Linked DNA regions of Homo sapiens: region 2 is linked to region 1. A link is a loop called in an ENCODE intact Hi-C map of the cell type or tissue named here. Cell type or tissue: mammary epithelial cell. All regions are shown on one strand. Links, peaks and the distances in the headings refer to the core of each region. The heading gives the core; the rest is flanking DNA.

Region 1 (3,470 bases), core at 667-3,166:
TTTGAATTATCCTGTGATTTTATCAAAGATCTCTAGACATATAAATAGTTTACAGAGAGTAGTGGTTGGAGATTTAGAGATTTTGGGTACATGTGAGTAAGTCCATGTCAGAATAATGTCTTACTATACTTGGGAAAATAAAGTGAATGCTTTTGTGGTTTTAAAACCAAACTGGACTCTACAGTTTGAAAGTATGTAAGGCAGGTCAATGACTCTTTCTAAGAATATCTTTTCATTTTCTTGGCATTATGTCCTGATGTTACTGGGTTTTTCAGGTACTTAATTTTCATGTGTAGCTCAGGGATTAAAAGTCTTGTGCAGTATTCAAAGGAACTTTTTCTGTATTTGTAGACACTGCACCATACTGGGAGACTTGGATTCGAATTCTGTCTTTTCCTTATAGCCTCGTGCAGATTACAATGACAATTCCTTAACATCTCTGAGTCTTTTAGTGTGCATAAAAATACCCACATAAGGGTTGTCAAGAGGAGGATCCAGATAATATAATAAATATGAAATGCTCTACCAATTATGAAGCATTAAATAAATGCAAGGTAGTACTTGAATGCTTATGGCATTGGGCTTTCACTTTTATATTTGATCTTTGGAACCCCACTATAGCACCCATTTCCATAAAAATGACTCAGGTTTCACTAGGAGCCTAGTTACTTTTCCTAGTTAGGTATTTTTTTTTTCCCCACCCCAAATAGCGTTGCCTGATAAAATACTGGACAGCCAGGTAAGTTTGATATAAAGTTTGATTTCATGTAAACAATGATTTCTTTTTAATTCTTCAGCTAAGACAGCGGAAGAGATGATTTATTGTATGGTTGTTACACTCGGCCACAAGTAAACACATAAATAGTCCAGAATGTCACAGGTCTAGGGCAAAGGACCAAAATGGGCAGTTTTGGTTATGAGCAACATGGGTCTTAGAGGTGATTGGCGATCAGAGGGCGATGAAGTTCTAGATCATGAGATAAGCTCTGGACAGTAGCATGCAGTCCTACAACTTGTACCAGCATCTCCAGCGTCTAGCATTCCATGTTTCTGCTCCTGTGGCCTCCATGGTACAAGAAGCTAGTGGTTTACTTGGACATCTGACTCATCTTTCTTCTTTTGCGCTTCAACCTGTGCATTCGCTTCTTCCTCCACTTGGCTCTTATGGCACAGAGGTTTTCAAGAAAATGGTGCTAAGGCCGAGATGACAATGAATAATTTTTTAGTATGACTATGTCCCATGTATTGCACAGCAAACTGGAAAATCTAACTCCAAGACCAAATGCTATCTACATTCATGCATCTTCTACTCACCAATCTCATCTAATTGCTTACATCTTCTATTTTGCCTGTATGGAAAAAGTCTGACTCAAAGACAGTAATGTAGATCTAAAAATGGTCTTGAGAGAAATTATTGCTATCTGAAAGCTCACGTCTTCAAAAATTTTTACACTTCCTGTCTAGAAACGGCTCTGGCTTATCTCTAAAGAGTGCTTAGAATAAAATAGAGTCACTTAAGTACTTACTCCTTGGGATTATTTTTGATTTTTTTTTGTGCTGTTATTCTGTTGACTTTTGATTATTCATTAACATCTCTTTCTCTGTCTCACTGTGTGGTTGTGGGAGTAGAAGGAGGGAAGAGGTGACTCTCCAAAATGAAATAATTCGAAAGCCACTTACATGTTGCTATTATGAACAATTCTGAGGCATTTCTGGTACAGCTTTCTCTTTCCAATTATATTTGGTATAGCAAATAATGCTATTAAAATATATAGACTTTATATAAAGAAAGACCACATCCTGATACTGAAGGAGAGGAAGAAGAAGGAAAGGTGGGAGTTCGCTGTGTGCTCAGCAGAAAGCAGGGTCGTCCTGGGGAACACTTTGCAGTTTCAAAGTACTTGAGGAGGGTAGGCCACAAAATGGGAGTTTAACTGTACTAAAGTAAATTCTTAATGACACTTTCACGTGGATGCCCTGAAGCAGAGGGAGGAATCACACCAGGAAACCTGATGCGGGAGAGAGCCATGTCCCACAGTTTGACCGAAAAAAATGTTGCCTTTGGGCTCACCTAACTCTGGACACTAGGTGTCAGTATACAGCAATGTAACGATTTTAGGATGCGGGGTTGATGTGCTGAATTAGTGGGGGAAGAGTTGTGAGATGATGTTTCGTTTCCTGCTGTTAACACAGGTCCTCGATTTATGGTAGAGGTTCTTTCAGCTGTGATCTTATGAATCATCAATAGAGACAGGAACTGTGTCAGAGTCACCTCTAGGGGTTTCCTTCATATTTTCTTTTTCTTTTCTCACTGGCTAGGACTGATTACTTCTTCACATCTCTGCAAAGTACTTAATTAGTCTCATCAGGCAGCCAAACTTGATACCTTCGTCCAATTTTAGATACAGAGATGATGAAGGTGTTTCATTGGCAGTTGGGGCCATTAGAGGGACCCCGCAGGGCAGAGCGACGTTGCACTGAGGCGATCTGAGCTGAGCACAGGGGTAAGGATATATTCCTGGACTGTGTGCTGCTGTCACCGAGAACATTTGCAAATCTGCTGACACATTACAGTGGGAATATCCCCTGGACGCATGGAAGGCCCAGTGCCCTGTCATTTGAGCAGTGCAGGCACGTCACCAGCCCATGGGGATGTCAGTATTCATGCTGCTCTTTGATATAAAGTTCGCATTTTCTATATGGTTTGATGATGTTTAGTGGGATCAGTGATGCCTGTTTGTTAATTGCTTACAGAAGATTTGGGCTTAAAAATAAAATCTTGGATCAGGTAACATTCTCTGTTTTAAATTTTATTGATATTTCTGAATTCCAAGGAAATTACTTACATATCAGATGGTCTTTGAAACCTTATTTTTTTCTATTATTTTTAGTATTCTCTGCACTCTGTCTTATATTTCTGCCCTTTCTCCTGCATAAGTAAAACAGAAAGATTTAGTTAGCGTTTGAGGATGAAAATTATCAAGCCTATATTCTCAACAACAATCTGGGATTTGAGTTAATTTTAATGTCCAATTTGTGTCCCTCTTGCCCCCTTTACATGTGTGACTTTATTTTCAGCTATCTTTTAATATTATTCACTCTTAGTCACACCAACTATGCTTATCCCTACCTAAGTCCTTCTCATCTTGTTATCACCAGCTGGTAAATTCTTCCTGCTTCCTTTACTTATATAAATGTGGCTGCTTTTTCAATATCAGCTCCAAGCCATCTCCTCCATGAAGCTATCTGGGTAATTCACAGAAATCTGCTTTCCTGAATCATAGAGCATTGCTCAGTGTAGCTCATGATTATAACCTAGTCTTAGTTGCTTTTTAATTAGTTTGCACACGTGTACATATACACACACATGCACACACACACACACATGACCAACTAGATTACAAGCTTTTCAAAAGTGGGGGCTGTACCCCAGTGACATCTAGTAATATGCTGAGTATCATATATACATT
Region 2 (3,470 bases), core at 475-2,974, 120 kb after region 1:
TTGCCTGTGTGATGTTGGATAAAGTGCCTGAATAACGTCTTCCCAAGAACTGTTATAATTCTGTGTTTAATGACGCTTGAAAAGTGGACTCTTTGGTTAGATTAGGGAATAATATCAGTGCTGTCAGAAAAGGCATTGCCCATTTGGGTTCCTCCTTTTTTTGATCACATATTGAGAGCCTTAAAAGAAAACTGAAAGTTGATTTGTGTCAGGTAATGCTAATGGATGCAGTGGTTCTATACTTGACACATTGTAGGCACTCCATAAATAGTTTCGAGTCCTAATGAAAAGCTCTTTAAGCTTCTGTAGAGCAAACAAAACTATCATTAGAGCAAATAGATAACCTACAGAATTGAGAGAAAAATTTTGCTATCTATCCATCTAAGGTCTAATATCCAGAATCTACAAGGAACTTAAGCAAATTTACAAGAAAAGAAACAACCCCATTAAAAAGTGGGCAAAGGATATGAACAGATACTTCTCAAAAAATGTCATACATGCAGCCAACAAACATGAAAAAAAGCTCAACATCACTGATCATTAGAGAAATGCAAATGAAAACCACAATGAGATACCGTCTCATGCCAGTCATAATGGTGATTATTAAAAAGTCAAGAAACAACAGATGCTGTTGAGCTTACAGAGAAATAAGAACACTTTTACACTGTTGGTGGGAATGTAAATTAGTTCTCAACCAGTGTGGCAATTTCTCAAAGATTTAGAACCAGAAGTACCATTTGACCCAGCAATCTCATTATTGGGTATATACCCAAAAGAATATAAACCATTCTATTATAAAGGTACATGTACGTGAATATTCATTGCAGCACTATTCACAATAGCAAAGACATGGAATCAACCCAAATGCCCATCAATGATAGACTGGATAAAGAAAATGTGGTATATATACACCATGGAATACTATGCAGCCATAAAAAGGAATGAGATCATGTCCTTTGCAGGGACATGGATGGAGCTGGAAGCCATTATCCTCAGCAAACGAATGCAGGAACAGAAAATCAAACACCACGTGTTTTCACTTATAAGTGGGAGCTGATCAATGAGAACACTTGGACACAGGGAGGGGAACAACACTCACTGGGGCCTGTCAGGGAAGGGCAAGGGAGGAGAACATTAGGGAAAAGAGCTAACGCATACTGGGCTGAACACCTAGGTGATAGGTCGTTAGGTGCAGCAAACCACCATGGCGCACATTTACCTATGTAACAAACATGCACATCCTGCACATGTACCCCGAAACTTAAAGAACAAAAATAGAAATTAAAATTTTTTAAAAAGAGGAAAGTTCTTTAAATTGCTTTGCCAAGGCAATAATAATTAATACTCATAATGCAAACTGAGGAACTGACTCACTCTTCTGAATCATCGAAAAGATTTAATTATATTTTATTATTTGTATGATATTGTATTTTTTGGAAACTAGAAATAATTGTTCAGTAATTTTTCTGTCTATTGCATCTAATATTTGATCCATGAAAGCATGCTTTTCCCCATCCTGTATCATAAAAATCATCATGATTGTAATCATCGTCTTCATCATCATCATCATCATAGCTTTTATGACATAGAATTTCACAATTTCAAAGATCTGTTTTGTATTATCTAATTTGATTTTTCATATTCCCCTTCTGAAGTAAACTGGAGGGATACATTCTCTAAGAGTTCATTTTCTTTCTTGTAAAATGGGCATATTCAAACTTATGTGGATGTTAGAGTAAACTGCATGTGGCCCCTGCCAACCCTTTGATGGTCAGGTCATTTTTTACAATGCCCGTTATATTAGTTTGCTGTGGCTGCTGTAACAATTTACCACAAACCAGGTGGCTTAAAATAACAGGAATTTATTCTCTCACAGTTTGGGAGCCCAGAAGTCTGAAGTTTAGAGTGTTGGCAGGGCTGTGCTCCCTCCAGAGGCTCCAAGGGAGATTGCATTCTTTGTTTCTTCCAGTTTCTGGTGGCTGTCAGCCTTCCTTGGCTTGTGTCTCACTCCAGCCTCCTCCTCCATGGTCACATTGCCTCCTCCTCTTGTCTGCGTGTCTCTCCTTGTGTGTTATAACAACACTTGCTTTTAGATTTATAGCCTACTCAGATAACCTAGAATGATCTCCTCATCTTGAGATCCTTCATTGCATCTGCAAAGACCCTTTTTTCACACAAGGTCACATCCACAGGTTCCAGTGATGAGGATTGTGGGCATATATTCGGGGGTGGGGGGCAGATTTTTCCCTCTGCCACACAGATCTTAGGTGATTTGCATGGGGCTTATGTGCAGTAACAGATCTCTGATGCAGGCGTCTACGTTCACTCCACAACTGTGCCCCTGATTTTTCTGACTTTAACTTTTTTTGTGTGTATATAAGTGATTTTCCAAGGTCACAAGACAGTGAAACCAGACCTTTGGTGTTTTTAATTTTGGGATCCAATGCTCTTTCCAGTAACCACATTGTTAACACGATTTACTCTAAGAACAAAATAGGACATTTGAAAGGTCTGCCTGCGCTGAGAGTAATATTCCTCATTGGAACTGTGATGATCCATGTTTAGCCTCTGGAAATAGTGAACAGCTGAATGGGTGCAGAGTAGTTGACTAAGAGCTTTGGACTGAACTCTATAGCCAGGCTGCTTGGGTTCAAGTTCCACTTCTTCCATTTGTTAGCATGTGACCTTAGACAACATAGTTTACCTCTGCATTCTCATCCATGAAAAGAGCTTGATACCAACAACAGCAACAGACTGCTGATTATTAAGTGACATATGTAAGAATGTCTGGTCTGAGGAAGTGTAAGCACTAGCTTCTGTCATTATTATCATCACTGTCACTATTTGTATTGCTTTTTGTCATATGAGTGTGTAATAGGAAATAGTCTGGTCTTTGAAAGTAAGGTTTTCTGTCACTTAGTGAAGAACATGCAAAGTAGAAGTTCATGAAGGGGCTGATCATTCAGTTAAAGAAAACTCAAGAAACTTAAACAAAGCCAGTGGGTGCCAAAGAAAGGATTCTGGAAATAAAAATGTCACTTACTGTTAAAAAGGCTTAGAAATGGAGCTGCTTTTTCACTACTGAATAATAAACTATCAAATTTTGCTACTGGCTGCCTGCCCTGATCAAAGATTTGGAAAAGTGTGGTAAAGACAGCTGGTTGTTAAATAAAACTATTTACAAATCCTTTAGTTTTCCCTTACATAGACACATATGTGGCTTTTACCTGACAGAACCTCGGAGGTGATTCCCCCCTCCTCACCTTTTTGATTCACTGTAGAAATCAAACAAAAATGTTAGTAGGGCAGCGAGGCAGGAGAATGTCAGTTACCCGAATGGTGCCACAATGGAAGGAGTCATAAGGCTACAGCATTCAAAGAATCTGAAGCATTTAGCCAACTTAGAGGACCTGGTGGGAAGCTAATTCAGGATTTCCTTGCAGAGGGACCTTGTATAACAGGAATTATTT

What was found. A loop is a pair of places that touch in the nucleus more often than their neighbours do. Peaks named below come from ENCODE experiments on the same cell type or tissue, not always from the same donor. Only the 100,000 strongest peaks of a DNase experiment are listed, where the experiment ranks them.
Region 2: a loop joins it to region 1, with 13 times the contacts of the local background. A loop is called at or near these places in 19 of 110 quality-filtered maps.

Annotation. Positions count from the first base shown.
Region 1 is chr2:149,595,645-149,599,114 of GRCh38, forward strand. All of the region lies in intron 1 of MMADHC-DT (MMADHC divergent transcript), which reads left to right. Among named protein-coding and RNA genes, the nearest start is that of MMADHC, 9.6 kb to the left of the region's middle. In mammary epithelial cell, for the core only: a CTCF peak has its summit at 2,078 (motif pointing right); a DNase peak (open chromatin) is centred at 2,157; H3K27ac peaks cover 550 bases.
Region 2 is chr2:149,713,464-149,716,933 of GRCh38, forward strand. The region is part of intron 1 of MMADHC-DT (MMADHC divergent transcript); the gene reads left to right. Among named protein-coding and RNA genes, the nearest start is that of MMADHC, 130 kb to the left of the region's middle. In mammary epithelial cell, for the core only: a CTCF peak has its summit at 1,929; no DNase peak of the experiment used is centred there.